2 separate regions of the Homo sapiens genome follow, and region 2 is linked to region 1. The links are chromatin contacts, found by Hi-C or POLR2A ChIA-PET in ENCODE. All regions are on one chromosome and are shown on one strand. Each heading gives the region's core, a stretch centred on a gene start or an enhancer-like site at or near the end of the contact. The rest is flanking DNA. Distances are from core to core; before and after follow the strand shown.

Region 1 (7,262 bases), core at 254-2,753:
AAACCCCGTCTCCACTAAAAATACAAAAAAAAAAAAAAAAAAATTAGCCGGGCGTGGTGGCGGACGCCTGTAGTCCCAGCTACTCGGGAGGCTGAGGCAGGAGAATGGCGTGAACCCAGGAGGCGGAGCTTGCAGTGAGCCGAGATTGCGCCACTGCACTCCAGCCTGGGCGACAGAGCGAGACTCCGTCTCAAAACAAAACCAAAACAAAACAAAAAATCTGTGGATTACAACTTTTTAGTGACTTTTTAATATAATAATGATAGCTGAGATCAGTAGAGCACACGCTCTGAGTCTGGCACTGTACCAAATGCTTGACAAGTATTATAGTATTTATTACTCACAACCATCTCAAGAGGAAGGTATTATCATCATTATTTCCATGCTACAGAAGAAGGAACAGTGGCTGAGGGAAGTAAAAATAAAAGCACTTAGTCGAGATCACAGAGCTATTATGTGGAGCCTAGATTCAAACCCAGGAAATTTGCCAGCAACTCTTAACTGCTGCAAGAGACCACATGACTTCTCCTAGGAGAAAGGGAAGTTGGTATTACGCACATTTCATTCCCTTTAAGTGTTTATTGTGTAATATTTAAGATAGAAAAAATGTACATTATGCACAGATAGTGCTTCCTCATTAATTTATGTATTTTATATTTCCCACTGTGTGCCAAGTATTAGGGATGTGATATATATTCGCACGCGTATGTATATATATATATTTGCCATTGTGTACCAAACATTAAGCATGTAACAACAAATTCCTCCAGATGGAGAGGGTCACGAGAAAATTAAGGCAATGTTAGAAAAATCATCTAGAGTTTATTATCGAGTGCCACCTCCGTGTCTAGCATTACGCTGGGTAAGCCTGAGTAAAGAAGAGTGTCCGAAAACCCTGCCATAAAATAAACTACATAGACAGAAAAAAAGTCACTTAGTTTGGTTATAAAGAAAGGAGTCTTGTTCACACAGCGTAAAAACGAATCTTATAATCGTATTTTATAAGCATCAGAGGCAAAAGCAACTAGGGTGACGGGCTTTGGGGAGTGGAAAGCGCCGGATCCTGGGAGCCAGTCGCCCTACTCGATCAAGCATTTTCTGACGGCCCTATCCAATAACGTGGGGACGCAGCTGAAAACCATGCAAGCTGATCGCTGCCCTCCCGGAGTTTATGGTCTGGTGAGAAGATCCCTGCTCTGAGTCACTGCCAAGCTCTAGCTATGTGACTTTGAACAGGGAATTTCTGTCCCTATCTATAAAATAAACGGGGTTAAACCAGGGAATCCGCCATTCAAATTCCTGGCCCAAGTGTCTCCGGGGTCGCGGTGCCCAAAGGAGGGTGGGCGAGGCTCCCTGGGCCTGCGCTGCGGCGGCCTGACAGCGGGAGCGCTGTTCCGGCGCAGAGCGCGTTCGCGTTCCGAAAGCGCGTGTCCCTCGCCGCGTGCCGTCGTCCCCGCCGCCGCCGCCGCCGCCGCCGCCGCCGCCGCCGCCGCCGCCGCCGCCACAGCCCGCTGGGCCGGAGGAGGCGGAGCTGGCGCTGTCCCGGCTCTCTTGCGGGGAAGCAACTGAGGGGGCGGCGCGGCGGGCCCCGGCGGCCGAAGAGGCTGGCAGGTGGCGCCGTGGGGTGGGTGCTCCTGGTGAGAGGAGTCCACTCCGTGCGTGCGGGCGGAGGCCGGCCCCCGAGAGCCGCCGACATGAAGAAAGACGTGCGGATCCTGCTGGTGGGAGAACGTGAGTCCGCACCCTCTGGCCGGCCCCTGAGTCCCTGCCCTCCCTGCCCCTGCAGCCCCTGTCGCCCCTGTCGCCCCTGCAGCCCCAACCTTTGCAGCCCCGGCCCTTCTCGCGCCTCACAGCTCCGCTCGCCTTTCTCCGCGTTCCTAGGCCTTCCAGCCCCTTCACTCTTCTCTTTTGGCTGGCCGCCGGCGGCCCTCACCCTGTCACCTCACCTGGGCCCTCCAGAGATCTCCTTTCCCTGTTCCCCAGCCGTCCTCCCAAGCCATGTCCCTATTAGCCCTAACCGCCCGACCTCATCCCTCCGAAGCTTCTCTCCTCCTTTTCCTCTTCGAACCCTGTCCTTCTGGGCCTCACAGTTTCCCAGGCCGCCTCCTTTCAGACCTTCTTGTCTTCTGGAGATTCCCTTATCACTGCCAGGCAGGTGCTGGAATAAGCAGACTGACCAATAGGGATTGCGTGAACCGGCTCCCGGGGAAGCTGGGGGAGGGGTGCAGAACTATTCGACTTGTGGGCAAGGTCAGGTTTCTGCATTTTTTTGGCACTCGCAGTCTTCACTCTCTCTATGTATTGACATTAAGATATGAGTAGTGGAAAGGGCCGGATCCTTTTTAGCAGTACTTGTACTTTGCATTGGACTAACTCCTCGTACTCGAGATATTTCATCAAAAATTTTTACTCAACTTCGAGTTATGCAAGCGCTCAATGAATTAGAATTATCTGGGGAGGGTCCAATTGTTGTTACCCTAAAGCGTAATCTTTGCCCTCTTTTTAAGCATTATTTATTCCATAGTTACTTCGTAGTTAACTTATTAATAACCACAGGCACACAGACATTTGATATCTCCCCCCACCCAGAAATTTCATACATTTCACCTTTTGAAAATATAATAAAGGAGAGTTCCCTCTGTTCACTGACATGAGGACGCAACAGCGGGGACTTCTTGATTTCACTCTGCAAGTTATGTAACTCAGTTGCTAGGACTAAAATAAGAAAGTGGGCCAGGGATAACTGGATTGTTTGTTTTAAAGAGTTAATACATTCGTTAATAGTCTGCCATTGCTGTTTCGAAGCATTCTGTTTTAAACCATTATTTCATTCTTGGTAACCCCTCAGGGTCACCGTGATGGAATCCCAAGGAAGAAAGTTAACACGTTTTTACCCTCTTCTGTAGTGTTCTTTGAGTTCATTGAAATTTCATCCACCTGCTGTTTGGAGAAATCTTCCTTTAGAATTAGAATTTAGGAGTAAGCTTAGCCAGCCATAGTTTACTTTTTGATTTGCAGTTGTAAATTTTTATTTTTATTTATAACTATATCTTAATCTGTATTTTTCATGGACTTCCTTGACAAGGTTCAGGAAGGTGTTATTTAACATATAATTCATGCTTATGCTTTTGGAGCAAGGTAGGGAAAGTGAGTAGACGACTTGCTTAAAAAACTGATCCTTAAATATATGATGAAATAGTTTGTTGTTGTTGTTGTTTTGAGACAGAGTCTCGCTCTGTCACCGAGGCTGGAGTGCAGTGCCTGGGATTACAGGCACTGTGGCTCATGCCTGTAATCCCAGCACTTTGGGAGGCCAAGGCAGGCAGATCACTTGAGGTCAGGAGTTCGAGACGAGCCTGGCCAACATGGTGAAACCCCGTCTCTACTAAAAATACGAAAATTAGCCGGGTGTGGTGGCACACACCTGTAGTCCCAGCTACTCTGGAGGCTGAAGCAGGAGAATCACTTGAACCCTGGAGGAGGAGGTTGCAGTGAGCTGAGACATGCCAGCCTGGGCAGCAGAGCAAGACTCTGTCTGAAAAAAAACCTTTAATAATGCTCCCACACAGCTGGGTGAGGTGGCTTATACCTGTATTCCAAGCACTCTGGGAGGCTGAGGCAGGAGGATCACTTGAGGCCAAGGAGTTTGAGACCAACCTGGGCAATGTAGTGAGATCCTGTCTCTACAAAAAATTTAAATATTAATGGCTGGGCACAGTGGCTCACTCCTGTAATCCCAGCACTTTGGGAGGCTGAGGCAGGAGGATTGCTTGAACGCAGGAGTTTGAGACCAGCCTGGGCAACATAGTGAGACCCCGCCTCAAAAAAAAAAAACCACAACACTATTAGCTAGGCATGGTGGTGTGCACCTGTAGTCCTAGCTACTGGGGAGGCTGAGATGAGAGAATTGCTTGAACCCAGAAAATCGAGGTTGCAGTGAGCCATGATCACACCACTGCACTTCAGCCCAGGTGACAGAGCAAGACTGTCTCTTAAAGAAAAAATTAATTTTTAATGGCTGGGCACAGTAGCTCATGCCTGTAACCCCAACACTTTGGGAGGCCAAAGTGGGCAGATCACCTGAGGTCAGGAGTTTGAGACCAGGAAACTGACCAACATGACGAAACCCAGTCTCTACTAACAATACAATAATTAGTCAGCTGTGGCAGCACGCACCTGTAATCCCAGCTACTCAGGAGGCTAAGGCAGGAGAATGGCTTTCACCCAGGAGATGGAGGTCGCAGTGAGCTGAGATCACACCACTGCATTCCAACCTGGGGGACAGAGTGAGACTCTGTCTCAAAAAATATATATATATATTGATAATAGTAAACAGGATAGTTTTCATTTTAATGGAGTCTTCTTTTTAAATTAAATTGAGATATATTTGTTTTCTACTAGTTAAGTTCCTTAAGAAAATGGAACTGTTATCTTCTTTTAAAATGAATCTGGCAGATCTTTAACTGGTTTGTCTAACTCTGATTATCATGGCAACCTCTGCCAAACTACTTCAAAATTCCACTGGCTTTGGCCTTGACTTTTGCAATATCTCCCTTAACCAGTCTTTCTGCTCCTGCTTTCCTCCATTTTCCGTGGAGCAGGCAGATTCATTTTTATTTTTTTATTTTTAATTTTTTTACCCTGAAGTATAGATTCAAGCTGTCCTGAATATATACAGATTCATATTTAGAAAATATCTCAGATTCTGCTATGCACCTTAAAAATCATCTAATGAGCCAGGTGTGGTGGCTCATGCCTATTATCTCAGCACTTTGGGAGGCCGAGGCAGGTGGATCACTTGAGGTCAGGAGTTCGAGACCAGCCTGGGCAACATGACGAACCCTCATCTCTACAAAAAATACAAAAAATTAGCTGGGTGAAGTGGCGTGCACCTGCAGTTCCAGCTACTTGAGAGGCTGAGGTGGGAGAATCACCTGAGCCCAGGAGTTCGGGGCTGCTGTGGGTCATGACTGCACCCCTGCACTCCAGCCTGGTTGACAGGGTGAGAATCTGTCTCAGAAAATAGATGTATATCATCCAGTGATTTCTACTTTCACTTAGAATAAAGTCCAAACTTTTTAATGCAGTCCTGTAAGGCCCTCCACAATCTAGCCCTTACTTCCCTTTTATGCTACTCTCTCCTTCATTGCTCTCTCTATAAGAAGGCTCTGACCTGGGCATTATCCCCATAACCATGTATATTTGTACATTTTTTGTCCTGTCTCTTGGGCTAGAAAAGAATCATCATGAAGGCAGGGGATTTGTCTTCCTTCTTGCTGTATCCCCAGTGGCTAGAACAGACCTGGCACAAAAGAGGCACTCAGGTATTTCTTAAAAGAATGAATGAGTTCAAGCTAGTTCAGTTTGTTTAGACTTTCCTTGTTTTCCAAACCACTCCTCTTTGTCATAAAAATTTGATCATTTTTCTGTATTATTATTATTATTATTTTTATTTTATTTTTTTTGAGATGGAGTCTCGCTTTGTCGCCCAGGCTGGAGTGCAGTGGCGCGATCTCGGCTCACTGCAAGCTCCACCTCCCAGGTTCAGGCCAGTCTCCTGCCTCAGTCTCCCGAGTAGCTGGGACTACAGGTGCCCACCACCACGCCCGGCTAATTTTTTTTTTTTTTTTTTTGTATTTTTAGTAGAGATGGGGTTTCACCATGTTAGGCAGGATGGTCTCGATCTCCTGACTTCATGATCTGCCTTCCTCGGCCTCCCAAAGTGCTGGGATTACAGGAGTGAGCCACCGCGCCCGGCCTATTATTATTTTTTTGAGACAGGGTCTTGCTCTGTCGCCCAGGCTGGAGTACAGTGGTGCCATCTTGGCTCACTGTAACCTCAGCCTCCCAAGTAGCTGGGATGACAGGCATGCACCACCATGTCTGGCTAATTTTTGTAAATTTTTTTTTTTTTTTTTTTTTTTTTTAGTAGAGAGGGTTTCACTGTGTTGGCCAGGCTGGTCTGGAACTGCTGACCTCAAGTGATCCACCCACCTCGGCCTCCCAAATACTGGGATTATAGGTGTGAACCACCATGCCTGGCCTGCTCTTTTTTTATTTTTTTGAGGCAGAGTCTCACCCTGTCACCCAGGCTGCAGTGCAGTGGCACAATCTCGGCTCGTTACAGCATCAGCCTCTCAGGTTCAAGCGATTCTCCTGCCTCAGCCTCCCAAGTAACTGGGATTACAGGCGCATACCACCACGCCTGGCTAATTTTTGTATTTTTAGTAGAGACAGGGTTTCACCATGTTGGCCAGGCTGGTTTTGAACTCCTGACCTCAAATGATCCACCCACCTTGGCCTCCTGAAGTGCTGGGATCACAGTCATGCACCACTATGCCTGGCCTAAGATCATTTTAAAACCATATTGCTAATCCCAGCACTTGAGAGGTTAAGGCGGGAGACTTGCTTGACCCCAGGAGTTTGAGATTGGCCTGGGCAACATAGTGAGACCCTGCCTCTACTTTTTTTTAACTATTAAAAAAAAAAGCCATATTGCTTTCCATTCTGGTCTTTGTTGGAATGATATTTAAAGATTAAACTGGCCGGGCGCGGTGGCTCACACCTGTAATCCCACACTTTGGGAGGCCAAGGTGGGTGGCTCAAAGGTCAAGAGTTCGACACCAGCCTGACTGACATGGTGAAACCCTGTCCCTACTAAACATACAAAATTTAGCTGGGCATGGTGGCGTGTGACTGTAATCCCAGCTACTCAGGAGGCTGAGGCAGGAGAATCACTTGAACCCAGGAGGCGGAGGGTGCAGTGAGCGGAGATTGCGCACTGCACTCCAGCCTGGGCGATAGAGTGAGACTCCATTTCAAAAAAAAAAAAAAAGATTAAACTGCTCCAGTTTCAATTACACTGTGTTTACTACCTGGGTAATATTCTATGGCCAGGGATGTTCAAACACCCATTGAGGTGAACTGCATCTTTTCTGGGCCCACTTCTGATGCGTGTAGGCTTTAATGAAAATTGCTTAATAAGGGTGGGGCGCAGTGGCTCACGCCTGTAATCCCAGCACTTTGGGAGGCTGAGGCGGGCGGATCACAAGGTCAGGAGATCGAGACCATCCTGGCTAACACGGTGAAACCTCGTCTCTACTAAAAATACAAAAAATTAGCCAGGCGTGGTGGCAGGTGCCTGTAGTCCCAGTTACTCGGGAGGCCGAGCCAGAAGAATGGCATGAATCCGGGAGGCGGAGTTTGCAGTGAGCCGAAATCATGCCACTGCACCCCAGCCTGGGTGACAGAGTGAGACTCCC
Region 2 (7,262 bases), core at 2,894-5,393, 170 kb after region 1:
AGAAAAGAAAAGTAATAGAATGACATACAGTAAATGAAATAAAGTGCAAATAACCACCTATATAAATGTAAATTTAATTTCCTTCTCCTGACAGAAGAGGCCAGGATGGGGTCAGACTAGACAAAGCCTTGAAGGCCAGAAATTGGGATCTGATAGTCTTAGAGGATATCAAAATCCTTTTTTTGGAGGCGGTCTGAAGTCTGAAGGCTGATGGAGGAGTCAGTGGCTAACCCTGCCCGATCCCTCTGCTGGCCTGGGAGCCTCCGGGTCTTACTTGTCTATTTCCCAGTACCTGGCATATGGCTGGGAGCATGGTAGATGGTGCCCACTAGATTTTAGTGAATGAAGGAAGGAAGGCATAGCTTTTCTTTGGGGTCCTCCTGTTCTCACCCACTCCTCCATCAGTGTCTTCGCCCACGTGGCAGATGTTTGAATGCTCAATGATCACAGTGCACAGGGCTTGGCGTTCCTGAATTATCCCATGTTTTTCTTCCTTATCAATCTCTCTGTCACCCACCCTGCTCCCAACCCTGTCCCTTTTGTTCTCATCAAAATGCCCATTGTACATTGAGCAAGAGAAGAAAGAGCACAAGAGGGAGGGGAAAAGAAAGGAAGAGAGGGGGAGAGATAGACAGACACTGAGTACCTGCCTATACTTGCTACTGGCCTGAATTTTGGCACCTTCAGGTGAGTGCTCAGAGAGAGGCTGCGGGTGTTGGGAAACGTGGAACGGTGAGCCTCTCAGTGTGTGTGTGCAGGTGTGTTTGCACATGCACACACTTCAGTTTGTTGAAAACCTGAGTGCATGGGCTGCCTCCCATGGCCCTTTTAAATGGGTCATTCTGTATCAGTGCCACATCTTTCCCCAGACACAGCTTTTCCTCTGAATTCTGCCTCCTCCACTCCCCCCTCCCCCTGCCCCAATTCCTTTCAGTAGGGGAAGGAAATGCTAACCTCCTCCCTCCCATTCCGCCCAAGACTTGTATGTGTGTAGGGGTGGTGAACAAGCTCAACTGAAAGAGAACACAGGGAGGAAGAAGCACGCTGGCATTCATAACGATGCCCTGTTCCCACCCTCTTCCCCACCTCATGGGAAACAGCCCTGATGGCCCAGAAGTTCCCATGGTGAAGGCAGACCACTGAAGGACCATGGAGTAGGGCACGTTTGTCGAGAGAGGTGTGAGAGCAGTTTTGTTCCAGTTGATGCTTCTCTCTGTCAAGTAGCCCATGGCCTGCCGCTGTGGAGATGAGCAGCCTCATCTGAGAGCCCCGTGCCTTCCAGAAGCAAACGGCTTTCCTTGGCCAACTGGGAGCTGTGCAGTCCCCAGAGCATGACACATGGGGAGCCCTTCTCCAGGAGGTTGTGTGGGTTGGGCGCGCTGGCTCACACCTGTAATCCCAGCACTTTGGGAGGTCAACACAGGCAGATCACTTAAGCCCAGGAGTTCAAGACCAGCCTGGGCAACATCTCTACCCACCTCTACCAAAAATACAAAAAATTATCCTGGTGTGGTGTCATGCACCTGTGGTTCCAGCTACTCTGGAGGCTGAGGTGAGATCACCTGTGGTTCCAGCTACTCTGGAGGCTGGCTGAGATCACCTGAGCCAGAGAGGCAGCGGGCAGTGAGCTGAGATTGCATCACTGCACTCCAGCCAGGGCAACAGAGTGAAGCCCTGTCTCAAAAAAAAGAAAGAAAGAAAGTTATGTGGTGTTTATTGACGATGAAAGAAAACTCATCGTCTCATTAAAAAGGCTGGTTTCTCTTTGTCAAGAGGCTACCTTTACTCAAATTAGTTCAGTGCTAAGCAGTTCAGAGATGCGTTGGGTCGACCCATATGAAATGGCCCTTTCTGGCTGGGCACAGTGGCTCACGCCTGTAATCCCAGCACTTTGGGAGGCCGAGGCGGGTGGATCACGAGGTCAGGAGTTCAAGACCAGCCTGACCAACATGGTGAAACCCCGTTTCTACTAAAAACACCAAAATTAGCCAGGTGTGGTGGTACGTGCCTATAATCCCAGCTACTCAGGAAGCTGAGGCAGTAGAATCACTTGAACCTAGGAGGCAGAGGTTGCAGTGAGCCGAGATCACACCATTGCACTCTAGCCTGGGTGACAGAGAGAGAGAGACCCTGTCTCAAAAAAAAATTGCCCTTTCTATGGGCCATCAGCATTTGAATATTGGCAAATTCATATCGTTCTACCTAATAGATATACTATTGTTTTCAGCTTCAAAATGAAGGTTTGGAGTGTGTGTGTGTGTGTGTGTGTGTGTGTGTGTGTGTGAGATACACAGTAAAGTACCTCATCAGAACTAAAAGTAGAAAAAGCATGGACTTGGGCTGGGCGCGGTGGCTCACGCCTGTAATCCCGGCACTTTGGGAGGGCGAGGCAGGCGGATCAACTGAGGTTGGGAGTTTGCGACCAGCCTGACCAACATGGAGAAACCCCGTCTCTACTAAAAATACAAAATTAGCTGGGTGTGGTGGTGCATACCTGTAATCCCAGCTACTCGGGAGGCTGAGGCAGGAGAATTGTTTGAACCCAGGAGGTGGAGGTTGTGGTGAGCCGAGATCACGCCATTGCACTCCAACCTGGGCAACAAGAGCGAAACTCTGTCTCAAAAAAGAAAAGAAAAAGCATGGACTTGAGAGAAAATCCACATTTGAGTACCAATGTCACCATCTTAATAGCTATGAGTCTATTACTCAACTTCTTGGAGCCCCAGTTGTCTCATCGGTAATCCCATCTTCACAAAACAGTTGTTTGGGAGATGAAAAAATGGACAAAATATTTCAACAAAAGATCTGGAATGCAAAAAGCCCTATAATCAAGACTTCTTTTTTTTTTTTTTTTTTTTTTTTTTTGAGACAGGGTTTCGCTGTGTCACCCAGGCTGGAGTGCAATGGGGTGATCTCGGGTCACCACAACCTCCACCTCCTGGGTTCAAGCGATCCTCTTGCCTCAGCCCCCCGAGTAGCTGGGACCACGGGCTCGTGCCACCATGCCTAGCTAACCATGTTGCCCAGGCTGGTCTCGAACTCCTGAACTCAAGTGATCCACCCACCTCAGCCTCCCAAAATGCTGGGATTACAGGCGTGAGCCACCATGCCCCGCCAAGACTTCTTATTTTAAACACTAGAAATATACAGATACACCTAATTGAATAATTTATTAATTGCCTCCTGCTGGCCAGAGTTCCATTTTTTAATCTACAAGATATTTACTTACACTTCGCTCTGTATGATTGATGTTTTCCCAAAATGTTTGAGGTCTGAATTTTCACAAACTGAACCACATTGTCAAAGCACAAGGGAAGATGGTTGCCTAACAGACACTAAAGATTTCTGTTATAAAGTTTACTTTATTGGCCGGGCGTGGTGGCTCATGCCTGTAATCCCTGCACTTTGGGAGGCCGAGGTGGGCAGATCACGAGGTCAGGAGATCAAGACCATCCTGGCTAATACGTGAAACCCCATATCTACTAAAAAATACAAAAAACTGGCTGGTGCGGTGGCTCATGCCTGTAATCTCAGCACTTTGGGAGGCTGAGGCAGGCGGATCACAAGGTCAGGAGTTCGAGACCAGCCTGGCCAATATGGTGAAACCCCATCTCAACTAAAAATACAAAAATTAGGTGGGCGTGGTGGCAGGTGCCTGTAGTCCCAGCTACTCAGAAGGCTGAGGCAGAAGAATCGCTTGAACTCGGGAGGCGGAGGTTGCAGTGAGCCAAGATCGTGCCACTGCACTCCAGCCTGGGCGACAGATAGAGACTCCGTCTAAAAAAAATATATATATAAAAAATTAGCCAGGCGTGGTGGCGGGCACCTGTGGTCCCAGCTACTCAGGATGCTGAGGCAGGAGAATGGCTTGAAACTGGGAGGCAGAGCTTGCAGTGAGCCGAGATCACACCACTGCACTTCAGCCTGGGCGACAGAGTCAGGCTCCATCTCAAAAAAAAAAAAAAAAAAAAGGTTTACTTTATTAAGGAAAAATATTTTTGTAGGACAAAGAATCAACTCCCTAATTTATCTGCGTCATACTTTCACATTCCCTGTGTTGGGTTTTCTTGAAGTCATTTCACAAGAAACCGTTTCTACCAGGGATAGATATAGAAAGCTGTATTGGAATGGAAGCTCCCTGCCTGGCTTTCAGCCTCTGCACTCTTAACCCGTTTGGGTGAGCAAGATGCTGAGGGGACTGGTTACCAACTTGTTCGCTGTGGGTGAGTACTATCTCACTCTTTGAGGCTCTGGGAGAATGAAATTAAAGGGCCTGCAAAAGGTTTGTATTCCCCAAAGATCTGCAGGCTTTCCAGCTTTTATAGCAGCAGCAGTGCTGGCTGCATGTGAGATTTTTTTTCTTCTCTCCCGTTGTTTCAGTGCACTGATTTTATTGGCGGGAATATTGGATTAGGGAAGTAAGGCAGCTGGTTGGAAGCGGGGACTCTCTAGTTTAACCCCTCGGCTGCTGGGAGGCAGGTCATATTTACTGGCGTTTTTTCGCTCCATTTGTGGGCAGCTGGGACAGACGGCCCAGGCACATGGAATGTGACCTCTGAAGTGTGGGTGGACAGAGCCCTGGACCAGGAGCCCAGTCAGCTCACCATTCACTCACTGTGACCTTGAACCAGCCCTCCTGAATCCTCAGTTTCTTCTTCCCTAAAGTGTGCGGCAGAGGGATGGACTGGATCAGCTTGGCAAGCTCCAGGGCTTTCAGGGTCCAGGCAGATGTTGTAAACTCATAAAGCGGGCCTGGGAGGTGCTGTGGCAAAACTGGAGTCATTCAGATTCAGATTTTTTCAAGCCACTCTGCAGGGCAAACTCCCCGTCTTTGTCTCAGGTCAAGATACTGTCACACATTTAGATGATGCCTACTGTGTGCCAGGCAGTGGTCTTAGTGCTTTACATATATTAATTCATTTCATTCTCACAACCACCTGATGAGGTGGGGAACTGAGATAAGGGGCAGTTGTTATCTCAAATTCACAAATGAAAATGACAGAGAAGAAGGAATTCTGAGCCACCCCACTGATGGCCAACCAGGCCAAAAATAAGGATGGCGCATTTAACATCTATCCCAGATAGGGCCCAGGAGGGGCATGGAGGCTGGAGACCTCAGATAAAGGAGAGAGCTGTCCATACATTCTAACTTACTTTGCCTGATATTATCACTCAGGACATAGTGAAAGAGACACTGTCTTCAGATAAGATATTCACTTAGGCCAGGCTTGGTGGCTCACGCCCTACAATCCCAGCACTTTGGGAGGCCGAGGAAGGTGAATTGCTCGAGCCCAGGAGTTCTGAACCAGCCTGGGCAACATAGGGAGACCCCATCTCTACAAAAATTTAAAAATTAGCCGGGTGTGGTACAGTGTGCCTACAGTCCCAGCTAGTTGGGAGGCTGAGGTGGGAGGATCACTTGAGCCCAGAAGGTCAAGGCTGCAGTGAGTCGTGATCATGCCACTTCACTCCAGCCTGGGCAATAGAGTAAGACCCTGTCTCAAAAGGAAAAAAAAGAAAAATAATAAGATATTTACTCAGAGGGGGCCGAGCACAAATGGCTCATGCCTGTAATCCCAGCACTTTTTGTTTTGTTGTTGTTTTGAGACAGAGTCTCACCCTTTGCCCAGGCTGGAGTACAGTGGCGCAATATCGTCTCACTGCAGCCTCCACCTCCCAGGTTCAAGCAATTCTTGTGCCTCAGCCTCCAGAGTAGCTGGGGTTACAGGCATGTACCACCACACCCAGCTAATTTTTTTATATGTTTAGTAGAGATGGGGTTTTGCTGTTTGCCAGGCTGGTCTTGAGCTCCTGGCCTCAAGTGATCCGCCTGCGTCAGCCTCCCAAAGTGCTGGGATTACAGGCCTGAGCCACCACACCTGGCCTGTTGTTTTTGAGAAAGGGTCTCACTCTGTTGTCCAGGCCAGAGTGTGCTGGTGCAATTTCAGCTCACTGCAACCTCCACCTCCTGGGCTCAAGCGATCATCCCACCTCAGCCTCCTGAGTAGCTGGCACTACAAGTGCACACCACCACGCCCAGCTAATTTTTTATAGAGGCAGGGTTTCGCCATGTTGCCCATGCTGGTCTCGAACTCTCAGGCTCAAGCATTCCTCCTGCCTTGGCCTCTCCCAAAGCACTGGGATTACAGGCGTGAGCACCTAGCCTGTAATCCCAGCACTTTGGGAGGCCGAGGCTGGAGGACCACTTGAGGCCAGGAGTTCAAGACCAACCTGACAACATAGTGAAGTTCCATATCTACAAAAAATAAAAAATTTAGCCAGGTGTGGTGGCACATGCCCATAATCCTAGCTACCTGGGAAGCTGGGGCAGGAGGATTACTTGAGCCCAGGAGTTTGAGGCTGCAGTGAGCTATGATTGCATTGCTGCATTCCAGCCTGGTTGGCAGAGTGAAACCCTGTCTCTTAAAAAGTCTTCTGTACTTTTGCTTTTAATTGTGATAAATGTACATACCATAAAATGTACCATCTTAAAGTATACAGTTACATTTTAAATGTACAGTTCAATGGCATTAAGTACATTCATACATTCACATTGTACAATCATCGCCATCTGTCTCCAGAACTCTTTTCATCTTACAAAACTGAAACTCTGTACCCACTAAACAATGACTCCCCACCCCCTCCTCCCTCCAGCCCCTGGCAACCACCATTCTACTTTCTGTCTCCATGAATTTAATTACTCTATACTTCATCTAAGTGGAATCATACAGTATTTAGCTTTCTGTGACTGCCTTATTTCACTTAGCGTAAGGTCCTCCAGGTTTATTCATGCTGTAACATGGGTCAGAATTCCCTCCCTTTTTTTTTTTTTTTTTTTTTTTTGAGACGAGTCTCACTCTGTCGTCCAGGCTGGAGTGCAGTGGTGTGATCTCGGCTCACTGCAAGCTCTGCCTCCCGAGTTCACGCCATTCACCTGCCTCAACCTCCAGAGTAGCTGGGACTACAGGCACCTGCCACCATGCCCAGCTAATTTTTTTGTATTTTTAGTAGAGACGGGATTTCACCATGTTAGCCAGGATGGTCTCGATCTCCTTTGACTTTCTGATCTGTCCGACTCGGCCTCCCAAAGTGCTGGGATTATAGGCGTGAGCCACCGCCTTTTAAAGGCTGAATTGTATTCCATTGTATGTATATATCAGCAGGTGACAACGTTATCCTGCCATCTGCTTCTTAGCTTGGAACATGAAGATTAGTGAAGATTAGACTTTCTACCTAAAAAGGGAAGGCAGGTGGCTCACCTC

Evidence for each region. Hi-C counts contacts between places; a loop is a spot of excess contacts on that map. ChIA-PET counts read pairs that join two places held with the same protein, here RNA polymerase II (POLR2A). Pooled maps may share reads with other maps.
Region 2: a loop to region 1 is called in a map of CD14-positive monocyte, with 2.8 times the contacts of the local background. The contact joins the enhancer-like site here to the promoter of RHOT1 in region 1. A Hi-C loop is called at or near these places in 2 of 168 maps with a recorded cell type or tissue (CD14-positive monocyte and MCF 10A), 8 of 37 single-sample maps with no recorded cell type and 10 of 50 pooled maps. POLR2A ChIA-PET finds 5 or more read pairs at or near these places in 4 of 52 experiments (AG04450, GM12878, activated CD4-positive, alpha-beta T cell and 1 more).

The regions. Positions count from the first base shown.
Region 1 is chr17:32,140,999-32,148,260 of GRCh38, forward strand. RHOT1 (ras homolog family member T1) reads left to right here and starts at 1,504. Exons shown (of 20, transcript NM_001033566.3): 1 at 1,504-1,731. The coding sequence starts at 1,695. It overlaps LOC105371730 (a long non-coding RNA gene), which reads right to left and starts at 2,137. Exons shown (of 2, transcript NR_136413.1): 1 at 2,027-2,137; 2 at 228-1,715. RefSeq lists an enhancer at 835-1,004 and silencers at 1,465-1,694, 1,725-1,784.
Region 2 is chr17:32,306,933-32,314,194 of GRCh38, forward strand. All of the region lies in intron 7 of RHBDL3 (rhomboid like 3), which reads left to right. Among named protein-coding and RNA genes, the nearest start is that of C17orf75, 32 kb to the right of the region's middle. Within about 2 kb of position 4,144, at least 2 of the 41 ENCODE cell types and tissues checked have a DNase peak (open chromatin) inside an H3K27ac peak, as active enhancers do.